2 separate regions of the Homo sapiens genome follow, and region 1 is linked to region 2. Evidence: chromatin loops called from intact Hi-C (ENCODE). Cell type or tissue: MCF 10A. All regions are shown on one strand. Each heading gives the region's core, and the rest is flanking DNA. Links, peaks and the distances in the headings are about the cores only. Region 1 overlaps HAPLN3 (hyaluronan and proteoglycan link protein 3). Region 2 overlaps ISG20 (interferon stimulated exonuclease gene 20).

The links. Peaks named below come from ENCODE experiments on the same cell type or tissue, not always from the same donor. Only the 100,000 strongest peaks of a DNase experiment are listed, where the experiment ranks them.
Region 1: it touches region 2 in a loop (6-fold over the local background); 3 of 110 quality-filtered maps call a loop at or near these places.

The regions. Positions count from the first base shown.
Region 1 is chr15:88,874,783-88,884,533 of GRCh38, forward strand. It overlaps HAPLN3 (hyaluronan and proteoglycan link protein 3), which reads right to left. Exons shown (of 5, transcript NM_178232.4): 3 at 6,575-6,943; 4 at 4,185-4,487; 5 at 2,512-3,474. The coding sequence ends at 3,188. ACAN (aggrecan) reads left to right here. Exons shown (of 19, transcript NM_001369268.1): 19 at 1-571. Among named protein-coding and RNA genes, the nearest start is that of HAPLN3, 16 kb to the right of the region's middle. RefSeq lists an enhancer at 3,768-4,343. In MCF 10A, for the core only: a CTCF peak has its summit at 4,081 (motif pointing right); a DNase peak (open chromatin) is centred at 4,099.
Region 2 is chr15:88,655,201-88,664,061 of GRCh38, forward strand. It overlaps ISG20 (interferon stimulated exonuclease gene 20), which reads left to right. Exons shown (of 4, transcript NM_002201.6): 4 at 215-1,283. The coding sequence ends at 331. Among named protein-coding and RNA genes, the nearest start is that of ISG20, 21 kb to the left of the region's middle. RefSeq lists an enhancer at 1,777-1,826. In MCF 10A, for the core only: a CTCF peak has its summit at 2,353 (motif pointing right); DNase peaks (open chromatin) are centred at 2,361, 4,251 and 4,551.

The DNA.
Region 1 (9,751 bases), core at 1,822-6,821, 220 kb after region 2:
GGGGGAGAAGGGGAGGGGTTAAGTTAAATAAAGAAGATTATTTTTGTTTCCTGACTTTATCCAAGAGCAGTGCAATCGTTGGTTATTTCACCTCCAGGGAGAGCTAGGGAGGAGGGAGGAGGGCTCCAAAGGAGCTGGAAGGAGCAGAGGCCTGAGAGCAGGAAGAACTCGGAACCGCAGCTGAATGTATTGGATGAGAAGGAGCCAGGAGGGCTACACCATCTGTATGAGGGAAAAGCCTTGGGGGAGAGGGGTGGGTTCCTGCCTCCTGCCGAGGGTAAGCCGGCAGGAGAGAGCCATCAGAGGGACCTCCGCTGCCTGGGAGTTGGGTTCCCTCCAAGGGTCCCTCTTTCAGTGTCCTCTCTCTCACCTGGGTCTGCCACCCTAACAGGTGGCAACTCGGCAGGGCTGCTGGGGGCACTTCCTGCCCAGTGGGGGGTGCCGCCCAACCTTCTCCCCTCCCCACCCCCGCCCCCGGGACCGTGCAGGCACCAGGGTTCCGTGCACCTATTTATATTTTTGAAAACTGAAGATTATAATATTATAATAATAATAAAGACATTGGAAGAGATCTATCTCTTTTCTTTTCCCTCTTTTAATTTAAGAAGAAGGCAATCATGACCCGGAGTCCCCCAAAGGGGTCTTAGGAATGGTGGCAGTGGAGACAGGTTTTGATCAAATGATCTCAAATTGGTGTGACTCTGTGACTCTGGTCTGTTCAGAGCGCCTAGGACAGTCACATCTGTCGTGCTTTATTTTTCCTAGGGTCCCAATGTGTTTGGTAGATGATCTGCATGTAAGCACATGTGATATGTCTCTACATGTGTGTACCTGGCTGTGCCTGTCACGTGTGACATGCGTCAGTCGGTGCCATATGGATTTACAAGTGGGCACTGTCAAAGAGCAACTCAAGCCAGACATCTGGTCACCTTGCATGCTTTGGTTCTTTGTGATCACACTGCTCTGGTGGGTTGGTAGACTGAATCCAAGAACAGAGGCAAAAATCAGGATTTATAAGAAGGGAAGGAAAAAACAAACTGCAGACAGTCTGAGAACAGTGAATCTTGCTTACACATTTTCAAGGTAAACTGCTTGCCAGCTACTAGCAAAAAGGTCTGGGCATCCTGCCCTTAAGTACACTATAGAGACCGGGCACAGTGGCTCACGCCTGGAATCCCAGCACTTTGGGAGGCTGAGGCCAGTGGATCACAAGGTCAAGAATTCAAGACCAGCCTGGCCAACATGGTGAAACCCTGTCTCTACTAAAAAAATACAAAAATTGGCCATGCATGGCAGCATGCACCTGTAATCCCAGCTACTCGGGAGGCTGAGGCAGGAGAATTGCTTGAACCCGGCAGGTGGAGGTTGCAGTGAGCCGTGAGCCAAGATCGCACCACTGCATTCCAGCCTGGGCAACAGAGCAAGACTCTGTCAAAAAAATAAAAAATAAATAAAAAATAAAAAAAGTACACTGTAGAATAGCAATGAAAACAATTCTAATTGTTTACGGATTCCCCTGACAAACCTTGAGAGTTGAGCCCACACACGCATGCCAGGCAGTATCCTTCCACCAGTGCCACCTCCTCAGACGCCTCCCTCGTCACAGTCGCTGGACACGCCATTGAGTCTGTGTGAATATGTGTGTGTGTTGGTTCTTGCAGGCCAGTGTGAGTTCCTGGGTCCTGGTATCTTTTCAGGCGTGGGCGTGTGTACAGCTGTTTGTTCGTATATATATACATACTTGCATCTCTACCTCTAGAAAGAACAGTGGGCCAAAGTAGAGTGTACAGCACTGGTCACATAGTAGGCGCTCAATCATTACTTCATTAACTGATTAGTTGGTGGTGCGACTGTCAGTGGTTTTCAAACTTGAACGTGCATCAGAATCACCTAAAGGGCTTTGGTGACAACAGAGGGTGCCGGTCCACACCCCAGACTTTCTGACTCAGCAGGTCTCTGCTGGGGCCCAGGAATTTGCACTTCTAACAAGATCCCAGTGATGCTGATGCTGCCGACCACACTATGAGGAGCACTGAGCTAAGGGAAGAACCGAAGGAATAACTGGTTGGTGAGTGGCAGAGGCGTTCCTGCGCAAGGCAACAAGTCAAGTTTCCTGAGGCGGGGGTGGGAGTGGGAGGCAGAGGGTGAGGCACACGGAGCACTGGCCCCTAGATCCCTGGCCTCTGAGGTCCTCTGGAGGGCGTAGCCTCCTCTGTCTTCTGACAGACACCTCTGGCTCTTCTGCTGAGCCTCACACAGACAGACGCACTGCCAAGGGGTGGGGATGGTGAAGACAGAAGCCAGGTCCTCTGCCACTAGGCCAGCACCCAGGACCGGGTGAACCATTGAGCAGGCAAGGCTAGAACCAGCCCGCAGAGTTCCCTGTTCACCCCAGGGACCTGACCCAGCCAACCTATGAAGCCTGGGCTAGAACTGCCCCCACCACACCCACCAGGCAGGGGGCTGCGCCCTGAGACCGAACGAGATGGAGACACAGAAAAGGGCTGGGGATGGCGGAAGGCAGTCATAGCACCATTTATTGTCCAAAGTACACACACCTGAGGGCCCCTCCCCACACAGGGAAACAGGAGAAACAAATGACAACAAAACAGATTCTTTGGAACCGAGAGGGGAAGGGGAACGGGGAGGGGAGTTTCTTCCTTCCCTCAGCTTTCGCCTGGAAGCCTAGAACTGGCTTCCAGCCCTAGCCCCTCAGTGGGCAGACTGGGGTCAGCGGCTTCACAGAGAAGTAGAGGTGGGCAGGAGAGGCCCAAAGCCCAGCTCCGGAGGCCCCCGAGGCCCTCTTCTTCCCCCAGGCTGAGGGGCAGGGAGAACTGTGCCCACCATGCCCGGACTCCCGGCGGCATTCTAGACAGGCCACCGCCCACTCTGGGCACCAACCTCCTTAAGGGAGGGAGACCAGCCTGGATGGCGGGGAACCCTCCAGAAGCCCACAAAACCGCAAATGGCCCAGGGGAGCAAGCATGATTCCTGGAGTGGGGCATCCAGGAGCAAAGGGAGGCATTGGGTTCTGTTTGCTTTACAAAAAATAGTAAAAAAATGTTTAAAGAAAATTTAAATTGAGAAGTATAAAAACAGTTAAAATGGCTCCAACCCACAAGGGAAAACGAACCACTCAATAAATACACAGCCAGTGAGGGAATGCGGCAGGGGAGGGCCCCAGGTCCTAGTGCTGGCGGTAGCAGTAAACACCGTACAAGCGGCTCTGCGGGTCGGGGAAGCCAAAGCTTCGGACCCCAGGCTCTGGGGGCCCACAGTTAGGATGCGGGTGAACCACAGGGTAGCGGACGCTACCATCTGCCAGCCAGCCAGCGTCGCAGCGGTCCAGGCCATGGAACTTCCAGGCGGCAAAGAGCTGTCCCACCTTGGCGATCGTGGCATCATCTTCCTGGCAGGCCTCCCTTGCCTCTGTCAGCGTCAGCTTCTCAGGGTGCTCCAGGTAGTACACCCGCCCTGGGGGAAAGGGGGCGTGAGTGCCGTACAGCGCAGGGGGCAGCCAGAGAGCACAGCGGGGTCTGCAGAGATGCCAGCCCCAAAGACCCGTCTGAGCCCAGGGAGCTACCATACTGCAGGCATCTGCAGAGAACACTTTCTAATCTTCACCCTGTCCCAGAGAGCTCTGTCCCACCTGCCATAGAACCCAGGTCCCTCCAGACATGTCTGCACTCCCCCACCACCCTTCCCTATTTAGGTGGGTGGGCACCCCACCTAGGCTGGACCAGTCAGAGTCTCTTGCCCATTCGGTCATTTACTGAACACCTACTATGTGTCAGACACTTTTCCAAGGGCTTGGCATATGACACTGAACCAGTTTCTGTTTTTACTTGTTCATCTTCCTACGAAATGAGCTGCTTTGTGAAGACAGGCTGTGTTTTATTCGTCTGTGATTCCCGAGAGCCTAGTCTAGGCCCCAGCATATGGTAGGCACTCAGTAAACATTTGATGAATGAAGAAACCAATGATTTATGCCCTGCATAACGCAGCAGCAGCAAAGCACTCAAAACTCAACCAGATGCTGCTTCTAGGGTGGCTGGTGCTCTTGGCCTCCAGGTGGCAGTACCAGCAGAGCCAGCAGAGGGGGCCAGAGCTCCCCAGAAGCTGCCCTCTCACAGGTCCCAGGTGGCCACCAAACCCACAGGCCCGCGCTTGGCTATTCCACTCACCCTTGAGGGCAGTAGCGAAGCAGAATACATCATAGCGGTGCAGGCGGCGGTGGCGGGGGCCGTAGCTTCGCACGCCAGGTGCCAGGCCCGGGCCACCGCAGGGCTGCCGGGGCAACATGATGGGGTACTGCACCGTGGCATCCTGCAGCCAGCCCGCGTTGCACCAGTCCAGGCCCTCCTCCCAGGCCCGGAAGAGCTGCTCAAAGGAGGCCACCACCGCAGCCTGCTCTGCACAGACCTGCTGGCCCTCGTGGAAGTTGAACTGGTAGCGCCCGTTGGGGGACTGGTAAGGAAAGACCACACCTGCAGGGGAAGGAAAGAGGAGCTTAGGGGGTGGCCAGGGGCCCAGCTGGCTGGACACCCCGCTCTCCTCCCACCTTCACTGGGACATGTGCTGCCTGCAACACACACACATACACCATCCCTCAGAAAAACTCAGCAAACCTCTGACCTCCTGTCCGTTGCCGCCTCTCTCCTGGGACTCAGCTGGTTCACAGCAGTACTCAGAAAACATCCATGAGTTAAGGTAATTAATTAGTCCATTAATGTCCCCAACAATGTCCCCAACCTAATCCGCAAGGCTGTCGCCAGACCCCCAGTGAGGCTGTGCCATCTTCTCCAGACAGGCCCGGGCTTTGGGCTCTAGGGGCCAGGTTTGACTCCCAGCTCCCCACTCGTTAGCTGGGACCCGATCGTCTACGTTATTATGAATGTGGAAATTTCCTAGGAAAATGCAAGGAACTTTCCACGTGTGGCAGATGATTTTCAGGAGAAGGAGAGGCCCTAGAGGCCGTGGGGAGAGGGTTGGGGAAGGGCCTTCCATAAAGGAGGCTCAAGGGCAGGGAGGTCTGGGGCAGGCGGTTTCTCTCCTTGTGGTCAGGGTCTGATAGAGGCCACAGGCCCTGAAAAGATATGTTCGTGTTTGAAATTTTACTCTAATAAAAAGTTTTTAAACTTCTGAGATGTAGTCTCTACCAAGTCAATGAAACCTTAGGGAGTGGAGGTGACCCTAGGGGTCTGGGAAGGACACTTTGGAATCTCCTCCGTGTGGCCAAGGACCCAGGAACAGCCTGAGCCCCAAACCTCCGATCTCACCAGGGCCGGAAGCCAGGCACCTGGGCAAAGCCAGGTTGGGCGGCAGAGAAGCCCATGGGCCCTGACAGTCAGCTTGCAGCCTCTACGTGTGTTTGCAGGGGGACTATTTCATGCCTGGTTCCACCCCAAATTCCTAGCCCTTGAAGCCCCGGGAATGGGGTGAGGGCTCCCTGTTTCTCTAGGCTGCCCCTGCAGACCCCAGACCAATGACTCTTGCAGGTTCTCCCCAACTCCACTGCCACCCCAACTTCAAGAATGAGGAATGCGGCCCCTCTGAGCCACCATGTAAGCCATGTGGACACTGGTGGCAAAGACAGAGAACGCATTTTAAGGACATACATCTTATCCTCATTGCCTCTGAGGGAGGTAAAGGAGGAAAGATTGTGATACCCCATTTTACACCTGAGAGGCCCAGGGCTCTAAGGGGGATGAGGCATTTACCCACATGTCATAGCTGGGACGGGCTGGGGCTAAAGTCAGGTCACCTTCCTCTATCCCCGAACTGCCTCCCTAACATGTGGGAGAGATGTGAGGACACACAGCCCCATCCTAGAGACAGAGAAGGTAAATACAAATTAAAGATCAAACAGGGACCCCACATACAAGATCCGGCTTGCAGGGTGTGGCTGGTTTGGACAGCACTGGGTTTTTGTTTTTGGTTTTGGGGGGGCTTTTTGTTTGTTTTTTGTTTTGTTTTGTTTTTAAAAAGGAGGTTTTTACATAAAAATCAGGAGATCTCACATAAAAATATAAGCTTATCTTGTCAAGCCAGAAAATTTGGCAGTGGGGTCTGCATTCTGGCGTGGCATCATCAGCTGGGCCTGAGTAGTGTGGGAGCTCCCTGGGCACAGGACAAGGGCTCAGGAGTGTGCCCAGTCCCCACCACTCCCATCGTCTCACAGTGGGCTGCCTCATTCGCTTGTGTTACCCGCTAACCTTGCTTAAATCTCAGCTCTGTCTCTAATAAGCTGTGGGACCAGCTCTGGTTTTCCTCTCTCTGAATGAGATGTGAATTACAGCGGGTAGAGGGGAACAGATTCTAGAGGCTGGGTGCTTGGGTTCAGACCCCAGCTCTGTCGTTTACAAGCTGTGTGACCTTAGGTAAGTTACTTGACCTCTCTGTGCCTCAGTTTTCTCACCTGTAAAATGGGGGTCACAACAGTAGCTTCCATGTGGGTTGTTTTGAGAATTAAGTACTTTTAAATGTCTAAAGCACAGAGGTCTGGATGTTTTCTCTGGTCCTCTCCCCTCTGCTCTCAGGTCCCAGTGTCACCCAGTCCCCGTTAGCATCTCACCCCGCAGCTCCAGCTCCACCAGACCGCTTTCATCCTCCAGCCCGTCAATGACCTCACAGCGGTAACGCCCATAGTCCTCCAGCCGCAGATCCTGGATCTCCAGCGAGACGTCATGCTCTTTGTCCTGCCGCAGGTGCACGCGGCCTTGGTAGTCCCCAAAGGAGCGGTGCCTCAGCCCGATGGCCACCAGCACGTCCTTCTCTGGGGCCCCGTTCTCCGACAGCTTCCACCATTTGACACGCACACGCCGCGGGGAGACCAGGGCCGGCTCGTAGCGGTAGCGGCAGGGCAGGATCACACTGGCCCCTTGGTAGGTGAACAGGGTCTCCTCGGGTGTCTCCACCACCAGCTTCACTCCATTAAGGAGGTCTTGGGGGAGAGACAGGGTGCAGATGAGACCTGCTGAAGCACATCTGTACCCCTGCAAGGGCCACCGCACACCCTCATCCACGGCTCCTACAGGCTCAGATTGCAAAAATGGCCACCATGCTCCACCCCTCCCTGTATCCACATGCTCTGCAATGTGACTTTGCATCTCCTTCCATCAAGAGATGACAGTTATTCCCCCACCCCCTTGAATCTGTGCTGGCCTTGCCACTTGCTTGACCAACTGAATGCCTTGGAAGTGACTGTTATCCATCATGCCTGCTCTGAGCATAGGTCCCAGGGGGCCTTGCTGCTTCCACTCTTTTTTTAGGACTTTGCCAGCCACCATGAGCACATGGCCAGGCTTGCCTGCTAGAGGATGAGAGAATACACAGAACAGAGACAGGGCGCCCCAGCTGAGGCCATCCTACAGCAACCAGCCCCCAGCTGACCTGCCCACCATGGGCAGGCACATCTGCAAGACCCAACCGCAAGACCTGAAGAAATGGAGCCCACTCCAAAATGCTGACCCACAGAATCATGAGCTAAACAAATGGCTGTCATCCTAAAGAAGTCACTAAGTTTTGGGTGGTTTGCTATGCATAAAATCTAACCAATGGAGCAGGCAACAAGAGCCACCCCACATGAGGTACATGGCCAGGACAAGTGGCCCTGATAGGGATCCGTCGGAGTTTCCTTCCCCACCACACTGGCCAGAGGACAGCACAGCCCTGGCTTTACTCTCTGGTCCAGCTGTCCACCATAACTCTTCCCAAATACGGAGCAGCCTACTGAGCTAAGGGCAGAACTTCTAAAGGAGACTACGCTCACGGCTCAGAGTTACAAATACACACAGAACTCAACATGCAACAAAAGAATCAAGTTCATAGGCTAAGGCTGCCTCATCTTTAACTTGGGAGCCCCTGTTGGGACCTCACTGATTCATTCTCTTGGGTCTAGACTTCAAGACATGCTTGATTTACTCAAGGTGGGGACAGGGGCCAGGCACGGTGGTTCACGCTTATAATCCCAACACTTTGAGAGGCCAGGACAGGAGGATCGCTTCAGCCCAGGAGTTTGAGACCAGCCTGGGCAATAAAGTGAGACCCTGTCTCTACAAAAAAATTTTTAAAACTAGCTGAGTATGGTGGTAGATGCTTGTGGTCCCAGCTACTCGGGAGGCTGAGGTGGGAGTATTGTTTCAGCCCAGAAGTCAAGGCTGCAGTGAGTCATGATCGCACCACTGCATTCCAAACTGGGTGAGAGAGCAAGACTCTGTTGCCAAAAACAAAATAAAAACAAATTAATTAATTAAAAAGGTGGAGGCAAGGGGACAGCCTCATGGGTAAGCAGGAGACAGACAGGGAGGTTCCCTGTAGAGGAATCGTGCTAAAAAAGAGCTATACCTAATGTAGCAGATTGCCATATGCAGAAGTCTCCAAGTGTGGCCCTCGGGCCAGCAGCATTAGCATCACCAGGAATTTGTCAGAAATGCACATTGTGGGGTCCCAGTGCCTCAGAGACTCTGGGAATGGGGTCCAGCCTCCAGGGGACTTTCAGGCTCATTCAGATTAGAGCTGTCCTGCTCTGCAGAGGCAGTAGGTACAGAGGTTTGGAGTCAGGCAATTCGGGCTTGCCCTTGGTTCCACCTTTTCCCAGCTGTGTAATCCAGGGAAGTCAAGACTCAGCTTCCCCATTTGTAGAATGGGTTAATTACAGTCCCTACAGAGGGCTGTGGTAAGGTTCAAATCAGGTAAGGCAGGATGCCTGGCACACAGAAAGTGTCCAATAAATATGAAGCAGGGCTATCATTTAGGGGCCACTTCCTTGGTTCTTCCCAACTCTCTTAAGTAAACTACCTTTGAAGCTTTAACCTGAATAAAATGAAAATGTACATCCATATGATAAAATACTATACAGCCATGTAAAATAATCTGGTAGATGTACATTCAATCATTGACTTAGAAAACGAGTTCTATTCTATGAGGTGATAAGGGAGAATACAAAAATCACATGTATGACATGAGCTGGTTTTTGTTGGAGAAAGTTTTCTAAATCATAAAAGAATGGCTCAGCTAGGTGCAGTGGCTCACGCCTGTAATCCTAGCACTTTGGGAGGCCAAGGCGGGCAGATCACTTGAGGCCACGAGTTCGAGACTAGCGTGGCCAACACGGTGAAGCCCCATCTCTACTAAAAATACAAAAATTAGCTGGGCACAGTGGTGCACGCCTGTAGTCTCAGCTAACTCAGGAGGCTAAAGTGGAAGGATCTCTTGAGCCCAGGAGGCAGAAGTTGCAGTGAGCCGAGATCACACCACTGCACTGGTGTGACAGAGTGAGACCCTGTCTCAAAAAAAAAAAAAAGAAAAGGCTAGAAAGAGATACCTAAAAAGTTAACAGTGGTTCCCCTGGGTGGGGGGATTATATATGACTTTGCTTACATATTCAGGGACAAAAGGGAAAGACAAAAATGAAATGTTGGCCTGGTAGTGTAGTGAAACTATGAGTAGGAAGTTTAAGTTTTTTAAATTCCGCAAATCTCATTAAAGTAGTGCTTGTAGGCCGGGCACGGTGGCTCACGCCTGTAATCCCAGCACTTTGGGAGGCCAAGGCGGGCGGATCAGGCGGTCAGGAGATCGAGACCATCCTGGCTAACACGGTGAAACCCCATCTCCACTAAAAATACAAAAAATTAGCCAGGCATGGTGTCGGATGCCTGTAGTCCCAGCTACTCGGGAGGCTGAGGCAGGAGAATGGCGTGAACCCAGGAGGCAGAGCTTGCAGTGAGCCGAGATCGCGCCACTGCACTCC
Region 2 (8,861 bases), core at 1-5,000:
TGGCTTTCGTGCCACTGGCCCCAGGGCTGAAGGCAGGCCAGCTCCAGCCACCTGCTGAGTCTCCTAAGTCCAGAGTGTCAGAGACCTCAAGAGACTCTCACCCACTGACCCACCTGGGGACTCTGGAAATCGGGATGTGACCAGGGAAGACCCTGTCACGGGGCCTCTGAATTCAGCCTCATCCCAAGTCCCCACTCTATACTTGTGTCTGCAGAACAGCCTGCTTGGACACAGCTCGGTGGAAGATGCGAGGGCAACGATGGAGCTCTATCAAATCTCCCAGAGAATCCGAGCCCGCCGAGGGCTGCCCCGCCTGGCTGTGTCAGACTGAAGCCCCATCCAGCCCGTTCCGCAGGGACTAGAGGCTTTCGGCTTTTTGGGACAGCAACTACCTTGCTTTTGGAAAATACATTTTTAATAGTAAAGTGGCTCTATATTTTCTCTACGCCATCACTGGGTCCTCTTCTTATTCTTCTCTCCAAGCTGGGTTAACAGTAGACAGGACCCATTTCTGTGTGATGTTAGGAGGGAATGAAGTCTTATGCTGGGGAGGTGGGCAAGTATCAATTTCCTTAATATCTTGAATCCTGTGGGTCCAAAATGTGGCTTGGAAATCTAAGTAGCATGTGGCTTAATTACTAATCCCACCCTTTGCTGTTGCATCCCAGCCCTATTCCTGGTGCATTTATGCCCAGAGAGGTGGCATTATTTCCTGGGGTGGCATTCAGCTCCTCTTGAGTTGGTGCCACAGCATTTGTGGGCTTTGAAGCAAAGGTACAGGAAATGTCAAGGGTGCCACCCCGGCAACCTTGAGCAAGTCACCCCTCCTATTTGTAAAATGAGGAAGGAAAGGTAACAAACTGTGGAGTCAGAGAGAAGTAGGTTGGAATCCTCTTTGTCATTTAGTAGCTGTTTGACCTAAGGTGGTTTACTGAACTTCTCAGTTTCTCCATCTGTAAAATGAGAATTCTAGCAACTCGTAGGGTATTTGTGAGATGTTGCAGGCAAAGCCCCCAGCACCATGCCTGTCCTAGCTTAAGCACCCACCAGGTGTCGATAAGTAATTGTTCTTCCCTGGACTGCCTGCACATCTAGGGCACCCCAGGAAGAGTCACCGCACTCTGTTTCGGGGCTCGGCTCTCTGAGGGGAGGGCATCCTGTATGGGGAGGAGGGTCTGGACCAGAGCTGTCCCTGATCGCTAGAATCAACGGCAGAATTCTTGTTATTTTAATAATAATTAATAATTTAGTGCTTCCACTAAATAAAAATCATTGGAATGGTGTCCAAGCAATTTTTTTTTTTGAGATGGAGTCTCACTCTGTCACCCAGGCTAGAGTGCAGTGACTGGATCTCAGCTCACTGCAATCTCCACCTCCTGGGTCCAAGCGATTCTCCTGCCTCAGCTTCTCAAGTAGCTAGGATTACAGTCATGTGCCATCACACCTGGCTAATTTTTGCATTTTCAGTAAAGATGAGGTTTCGCCATGTTGGCCAGGCTGGTCTCAAACTCCTGACCTCAAGTGATCCACCCCACCTCGGCCTCCCAAAGTGCTGGGATTACAGGCGTGAGCCACCACCGCACCTGGCCAAGCTGTTCCTTTTTTTAACCTCCACAGGTGATTCTGGTCCTAGGGTTTTTGAGTCACCTGCAGTGCTTTCTCAACCATCCCAGCACCTGAACACGGTGCTGTCACACTACAGTGAGCAACTGCATCACCTGGCAGGTGCTGGGTCCACCCCCAGAGTTTCAGATGCAGTGGGTTGCGGTGGAGCTCGAGAATGTGCAAGTTCCCCATTCTAACAAGTTCCCCGCTGCTGCTGGCCCGGGGGCCATGCTATGAGAGAAGCACTGCCTAAGCATCAGGTGTTAGGATGTGCAGCCACAGTTGAGAGCTGGCCCCAGGGCTGGGCGCCACCAAGGTGCACTCAGTCACAGGTCCAGCCTCTCCCCATGCCGCCTCCCTTGGCTGCCTGTTCATGCAGAGAGGTCCACAGCCCGGCAAGATGGGTCCCAAATGGCCCACTGCACAGATGAGGGACTCGACCAAGGTTAAGAACCCAAGAGATTTCAATCCAGACCTGCCTGATCCCCAAACTCAAGTGTTTTTTTCCCCTCAGCTGTCCTAGGATGGCAATGCCTCCCATCTGAGCCACTGACCTCTGGGAAGCTGGAGGGCCCCCTCCCGTGTCTGGAAGAGGTGGGAGATGCAATCTACTCTCACAGGGTTCTCTCCCACCCTGTCCACAGGGTTTCAAGGTGATGACCCAGCCCCCTGCAGTTTTATGATTTCTTACGTGCCTTCAAGGCTGCTGGGTGCGTCGGCCTTGTCTGGCTATGACTGGCCACCAGGTGGTGGCCGTGGGCCGTCTGTCCTCCTGAAAGCTTCGAGGGCAGAACCTGCATAATGAACATTTTGGGATGAGGTGTGAGGGACAGTGTCTTCAAAAATGCCTAGGGGGCTGCTCCAGGGATGCTCTAGGCAGTCTTCACTCAGCCACAGATGCTAAGGCTCAGAGAGGGGTTGGAGCATGATGCAGCCTGGCCTGGGAGGTGAGCCCAGGCTTTCTGACTCCCAGCCCAAGGTTCTGTCCATGGCTTCAGGCTTCCTTGAGAGGAGAGACAAACCAGGTTTCCTGAAGTCAGAGCAGTTCAAAGGGAATTTCCAGCCCGACTTGCTTAGATGCCCTGAGGGGAGAGAAAACCGGGGAGGTGCCCACCACCCCCACTCCCAGGCAGGCAGGACCCCGGAGAGCAGCAGGTGCGGCAGTCATGTAAAACACAGGCAACGAGAGCTCTAGAAAGAGCACCAGCTTTAGAGTCAGCTGACCTGGGCTGAGGCTCTGGCTTGAGTCATGGCGGGCAAGTGTCTTACTTCTGTGACACTCAGTATCCGCAGCCACCATATGGGCTTTCCTGCCACGCAGGGCTGAAAAGAAGATTGAGAGTCTGTATGCAGGGTGCCCAGCACTGGGCGGGGGGCCGGGGCAGGAGGGGCAGGGGCTGATAAACAGCATCCATCACTACTGATCTAAAAATCAAGAGCTGCCTTGGGGCTGCCCCTCTAGACTCCTCAACACAATTGGAGTCGATGCCAGCAAATGCGGGGTTTATTCTGATGAGGTTTGAGGATGGGAGAAGGAAAGGCGATGTTTATTGAGGTGGTAATGTCTAGCCCACGGGGAGCCCTATCTGGGGTCCCAGTCAGGGCAGGCAGCTCAGGCTATCTGGTGTCCCCTGAGCCGATGGGAGGGCCTGCGTCTTAGCAGGTACTACTTCCTCCTCCTGCAGCTGCCCCAGCTGAGCCTACAGGGTACACCTAGAGAGAGAGAAAGGTGGGTGTATTCCAGGCATCTATTCCAAGGGTCACAGATGAAAATGTCTCAAGGGCCTGTCCTGAAAAATAAATGACTGAAACAGACCAGCTGTGCTGTGGGGAACAGGGAGTGTACGTCTTGCTGGAGCAGGCAGTTACCACTCAGCCCCAGCTTGCTGCGGCCATGCACAAGTGCTGGCCATTGTGCACATTGTCAGGGCTGTGTCTGGCCCACAGGCCACCAGTCTGAAACCTAAACTCCAGTCCACCTCCCAGCTGATACCTGACTCTTTCTGACTGGGAGTCATCTACCCTTGGCCTGGATGTGTCCAAGGACAGAAAATCAACTTCTCAAAAGCACTTCTCAGAGGGTGGGGGCCCTGGATTTAGGCATAGCAAGGTTTGTCCCCCTCAAGCTCACGCCCACAAGAAATTCAATCCCACTTTAATGAGGTGACCTGTGACACATCTTCAAATGGTTTTCATGTCACCATCCTCTCCCGTGAGTCTTTGACTTTCCAGGTTAAATGTACTCATTTTCTCAATGTTTTCCTTTTATGTGAAACCCCTCCCGATTTCTCCTCTACCCCCCGCCAGCTGCCCCCCTACCCATTCCTACAACCTGGCTTCCTTGTCCCTTCTCTCCCCACACTCCCCAAGCCCCGCTCTCAGTGGGTCCTTAACAAACGGGGAAAAGGTGGAGAGAGAAGCAGGACCCAGGTGAGCTGAGGGAAAGAGCAGCATCCACCATCCAGCTGAGGCTGGTGGAAAGACCTGCGACACTGGCAGGATGAACTAAGGTGTCAGGGACAAGAGTCACTGCCTGCCACCTAACCGTGCAGGCATCAAAGAGACTTTTTGGGTAGCTGGAAATAACAGTCTAAAACACGGCCCCACCTTTCTGAGCACACCTGAGTCACCTCTGACTCAGACCCAGACTCCTGGGCTGACCCAGTGAGGGGATTGGAAAGGCTGCCCCGCCCCTCTCAGTCCCCTTTTCCGTCCCCTCTTCCAGCCCATCTCAGCCAGAATAGAGAAAAGTGCGGCTTCTATTCAGGGGTGTACTCACGTTCCTCCTACCCTGAACCACTGAATGTCTCCAGGCACATCCCAGCCCCTGCTTCCCCACTGTCCCCCAGCCCCATCCGAAGGCCCATTGTTGTCTCCAAGGGTGTCAGCCAGCCCTGTCCCAGTTCCAGGAGTGGTAACCAGCACAGCCCAGCTTCCTGTCCAGTGTTCTGCGGGCTGGGCCAGGCTCTGCAGCCAAGAGGCTTACTCACTGGTGGAACAATTTCTCCTCTATATGGAAAGAACATATGCTTTTCCTGCTGGGGGATGAGAGACTTTCGAGTAGCTTTGCCGAGACGTGGAGGAAAAGGCAAACGCTGGCCTAGCCCCAGCACCCAGATTTCCAGCAATGTTTGTCTTGTGGCAGAAGCTGCAGGCCTCTGTTCCCAGGCACATGGGGAGGCCCAGGGAACACTGCTTGGAACCCTTGGTTTTAGGGCACTGACCGGGTCCCCTCTTTCAGGGATGGATGTCCTGCCCTCCTCATTCTCCTATTCCATTCTCCCAATTTTAGGGCTAGAACAGAGCAGAAAGACCTGAACTTAGTTCTGCCAGAGCCCCTCTCCAGCCTTGAGGTCCCTCCAGAATGGAAATGTCAGTGCCCACCTCAGAGGGTGCTTGTAGGTTTATAGGGACACACAACAAGTACTTAAAAGACAATAACCACTGTGTTGTTATTAATGTTGTTCTCCTCCCAATGCATGTTTACTCAGCATCTCCTGTGTGCTGGGGGCTGTACTCGGCCCTGGGAATGAAGGTAGAGGAAGAGCTGGCTATTGCCCCCAAGCTGCTACCTGCCCCCGCTCCACCCCCTTAAACATGTTCATGTGCATACACCTGCAGGGCATAAGGCACAAATAATACAACACTTATGTTTAAAAAAAAAAACTAGTTTTTGAAATAACTTGGGATGGCCAGGTGCAGTGGCTCATACCTGTAATCCCAGAGCTTTGCGAGACCAAGGTGGGAGGATCACTTAAGGCCAGGAGTTTGAGACCAACCTGGGCAACATAGACCCTGTCTCTACAAAAAAAATACAAAAATGAGCCAGACATGGTGGTGCATGCCTGTGGTTCTAGATACTTGGGAGGCTGAGAATGGAGGATCACTTGAGCCCGGAGTTCAGTGCTGCAGTGAGCTATGATTGCATTACTGCACTCCAGTGGCATAGGCTAAATAGCAGAGAGAATACAGCTAAATGAGAAATTACTGAGCTAAATGACTTGGTTGAGAACCTCATCCAAAAGACATCAGGAAGGGATAAAGAAATGAGAATGAAAGACAAGTCAGGAGATAGAAAAGAAGAAATGTTCTGATCTATAGTAGCCAGCTTCAAAGACAGCCCTCAGTGATCTCTATCTCCTGATATTCACTTCCTTGTGTAGAAGTCAACCCACCTCCTCACAACATTGACTAGGTCAGACCTGTGTAACTGGTAGAATATTAAGGAACTAACAGATTGTAGTTTCCAAGTCCAGACCATAAATGTCAATGTGGCTTTCTTCTTACTCTCTCTGAAATCCCTTGCTCAGGGGTATGCCAACTGCCATGTTGGGGGGATACCCAATCAATCCTACAAAGAGGTCCACATTTGCAGGAACTGAGGGCCACTGCCAACATCAACTTGCCAGTCATGTGAGTGAGCCATCCTGGAATCAGATTCTCTAACACCAGCCAAGTCTTCAGATGATTGCAGCCTTGACCAACATCTTGACTCCAACTTTGAGAGACTCTGAGCCAGAATCACCCAGCTAAGTCACCCCAGATTCCTGACCTCAAGAAATTGCACAAGATAATAAAGGCTTAATACTGTTTTAAGCCATTAAGTTTTAGGGTAGTTTTTAATGCAACAATAGATCTATATACTAGAAACCCCAAAAGACTAAACAGAGTAGAGAAAATATTTGAAAAAATAATAACCAAGAATTTCCCATAATACAAAAGAATGCATGTTAATATGGAAAGAATCCACTGCATTCCCAACTAAGTCTGTAAGTATAAATTCACATCTAGATACATTTCAGTGGAATCTTAAAAGTCTGAAAGTCAAAAATGAAATTCTTTTGTCCTTAATGTAGAGCCTGGAAAAAAAATTTTAAGTAAAGTTCTATAAGCTTCCAGAGAGGAAAAGATCACCTACAAAGAAGTAAGAGTGAGATTGATATCTAACTTCTCAACAGCAACATTCAATGCAGGGAAATGGAATAACATCTTCAAAGAGTAGAAGGAAAAGAACTTTGAACATACACTTCCATGTTTAACTAAGTTTTTATTTAAAACGCAGAAACAGTCATACTGGAAAATGGGAGTTTCATAAAAAACTAAACATGCAACTACCATACAACCCAGCAATTGCATTCCTGGGCATTTATCCAAGAGAAACAAAAACATATGTTCACACAAAAATCTGTACATGGATGTTTATAGCTGCTTTACCCATAATAGTAAAAAACTGGAGACAACCCAGACGTCCTTCAATGGGTGAGTGGTTAAATAAACTGTGATGTGTCCATACCATGTAATGCTACTATAATAAAGGGAAACTATTTATACACTTAACAACTTAGATCAATCTCCAGAGAATTATGTTGAGTGTAAAAGTCAATCCCAAAAGGTGTATACTGCATGATTCCACTTAAAAAAATTTCTGTAAGTGACAAAATTATAAACATGGAGAACTGTTTCATAGTTCCCAGAAGTTGCAGGTGGGAAGAGGAGATTGTGGTGGCAGGTACGGCATTCTGAATAGTGAGACCTCTCACATCTGTACAGCTTCCCACACTGTGCCTCCAAAATGCTTCTGTTAATCTCTAACCTCCTGGCGTGAGACAAAAGAATTTCTCTCTGAGGAAACTGACCAAGCCAATGGCAAAAACCTATAGATATTGCTATCTGGGGTTCCCAGTGAACCAGCTGGACTTCTGCTCCATCACCCTACAGTGAGGCCCACAGTCAATGAGCCCTTTCCACACAAAGACAGATCCCCTAATCAGGCTTTTAGTGCCTCACTCTTCAATATGAATAGCCAGCAAAGGATCACCAGGCTTTTGAGGAAAGTTTCTACCTGAAAGTTACCCCAACAAAGAGTAGGTGAAAACTGAGAAGGAATAAATACAAAGCAGGGAGGACACTTTAAAGAAAGAAAGGGGGAAAAAGAGCATAATTAATATTATCAGAAAACAAATCAAATATATTACATCCAAAAAGTAAATATCACTACTTAAAAAGGAATATTTAAAGAACAAAAAATGTTCTTCACAAGTAAAAATAGTACAGCATAGATTTTAAATGCAATAAAATATTAAAATATCAAGTTGTGTAAAACTTCCAGAAAATAGACCAAAAAGTTAAAGAGAAAAGAAGACAGATGGAGGCGGAGCAAGATGGCTGAGTAGAAGCCTTCACTGATCATCCTCCCAAAGGAACACCAAAGTGAACAAAAAAGCACCTTCATAAAAACCAAAAATCAGGTGAGCGATCACAGTACCTGGTTTTAACTTCATATCACTGAAATAGGCACTGAAGAGGGTAGGAAAGATAGTCCTGAGTTGCTGGTGCCATCCCCTCCTCGTTTCCCCGTCAGCAGCCTGTGGTGCAGACAGATAATCTGCACTTGTGGGTGGGAGAGAAACAGTGACTGTGGGACTTTGTGTTAGAACTCAATGCTGCCTGGTCACAGTGGAAAGCAACACCAGGCAGAACTCAGCTGGCACCCATGGAGGGAGCATGTAGACCAGCCCTAGCCAGAGGGGAATCACCCATCCCAGCAGTTGGAACTTGAGTTCCAGCAAGTCCCGCCATCGTGGGCTAAAGTGCTCTAGGGTTCTAAGTAAACTTGAGAGACAACCTAGACCACAAGAACTGCAGTTCCTGGGCAAGTCTTGGTGCTGTGCTGGGCTTGGAGCCAGTGGATTTGCCGGGCAAATGACCTAGTGAGACACCAGCCAGGGAAGCCAAGAAAGTGCTTGCACCACTCCCCCACCCGCCCCAGCCCCAGGCAGTGCAGCAAGCAGCTCTGGAAGAGATTCTTTTCCTCCACTTAAGGAGAAGAGGGGGAAGAGTAAAGAGGACTTTGTCTTGCAACTTGGGTACTAGCTTGGCCAAAGTAGGATAGGGCACCAGGCAGAGTCCTGAGGCCTCCATTCTAGGCCCTAGCTCCCAGACAACATTTCTAGATACACCTTGGGCCAGAAGGGAAACTGCCGTTTTGAAGGGAAGGACCCAGTCCTGTCAGGATCCATCACCTGCTTACTAAAGAGCCCTTGGGCCCTGAATAATCCACAATGATACCCAGGCAATACTTGCTATGGGTCTTGACATTTCTGGACCTGCCCTGGGCCAGAGGATAGCCCACTGCCCTGATGGGAAAATCTCAGGCTTGGTATCATTCACCACAAGCTGACTGAAGAGCTCTCAGGCCTTAAGTGAATATCAGTGGTAGCCAAGTTGTACTCACCACAGGCCTGGGATGATGGCAG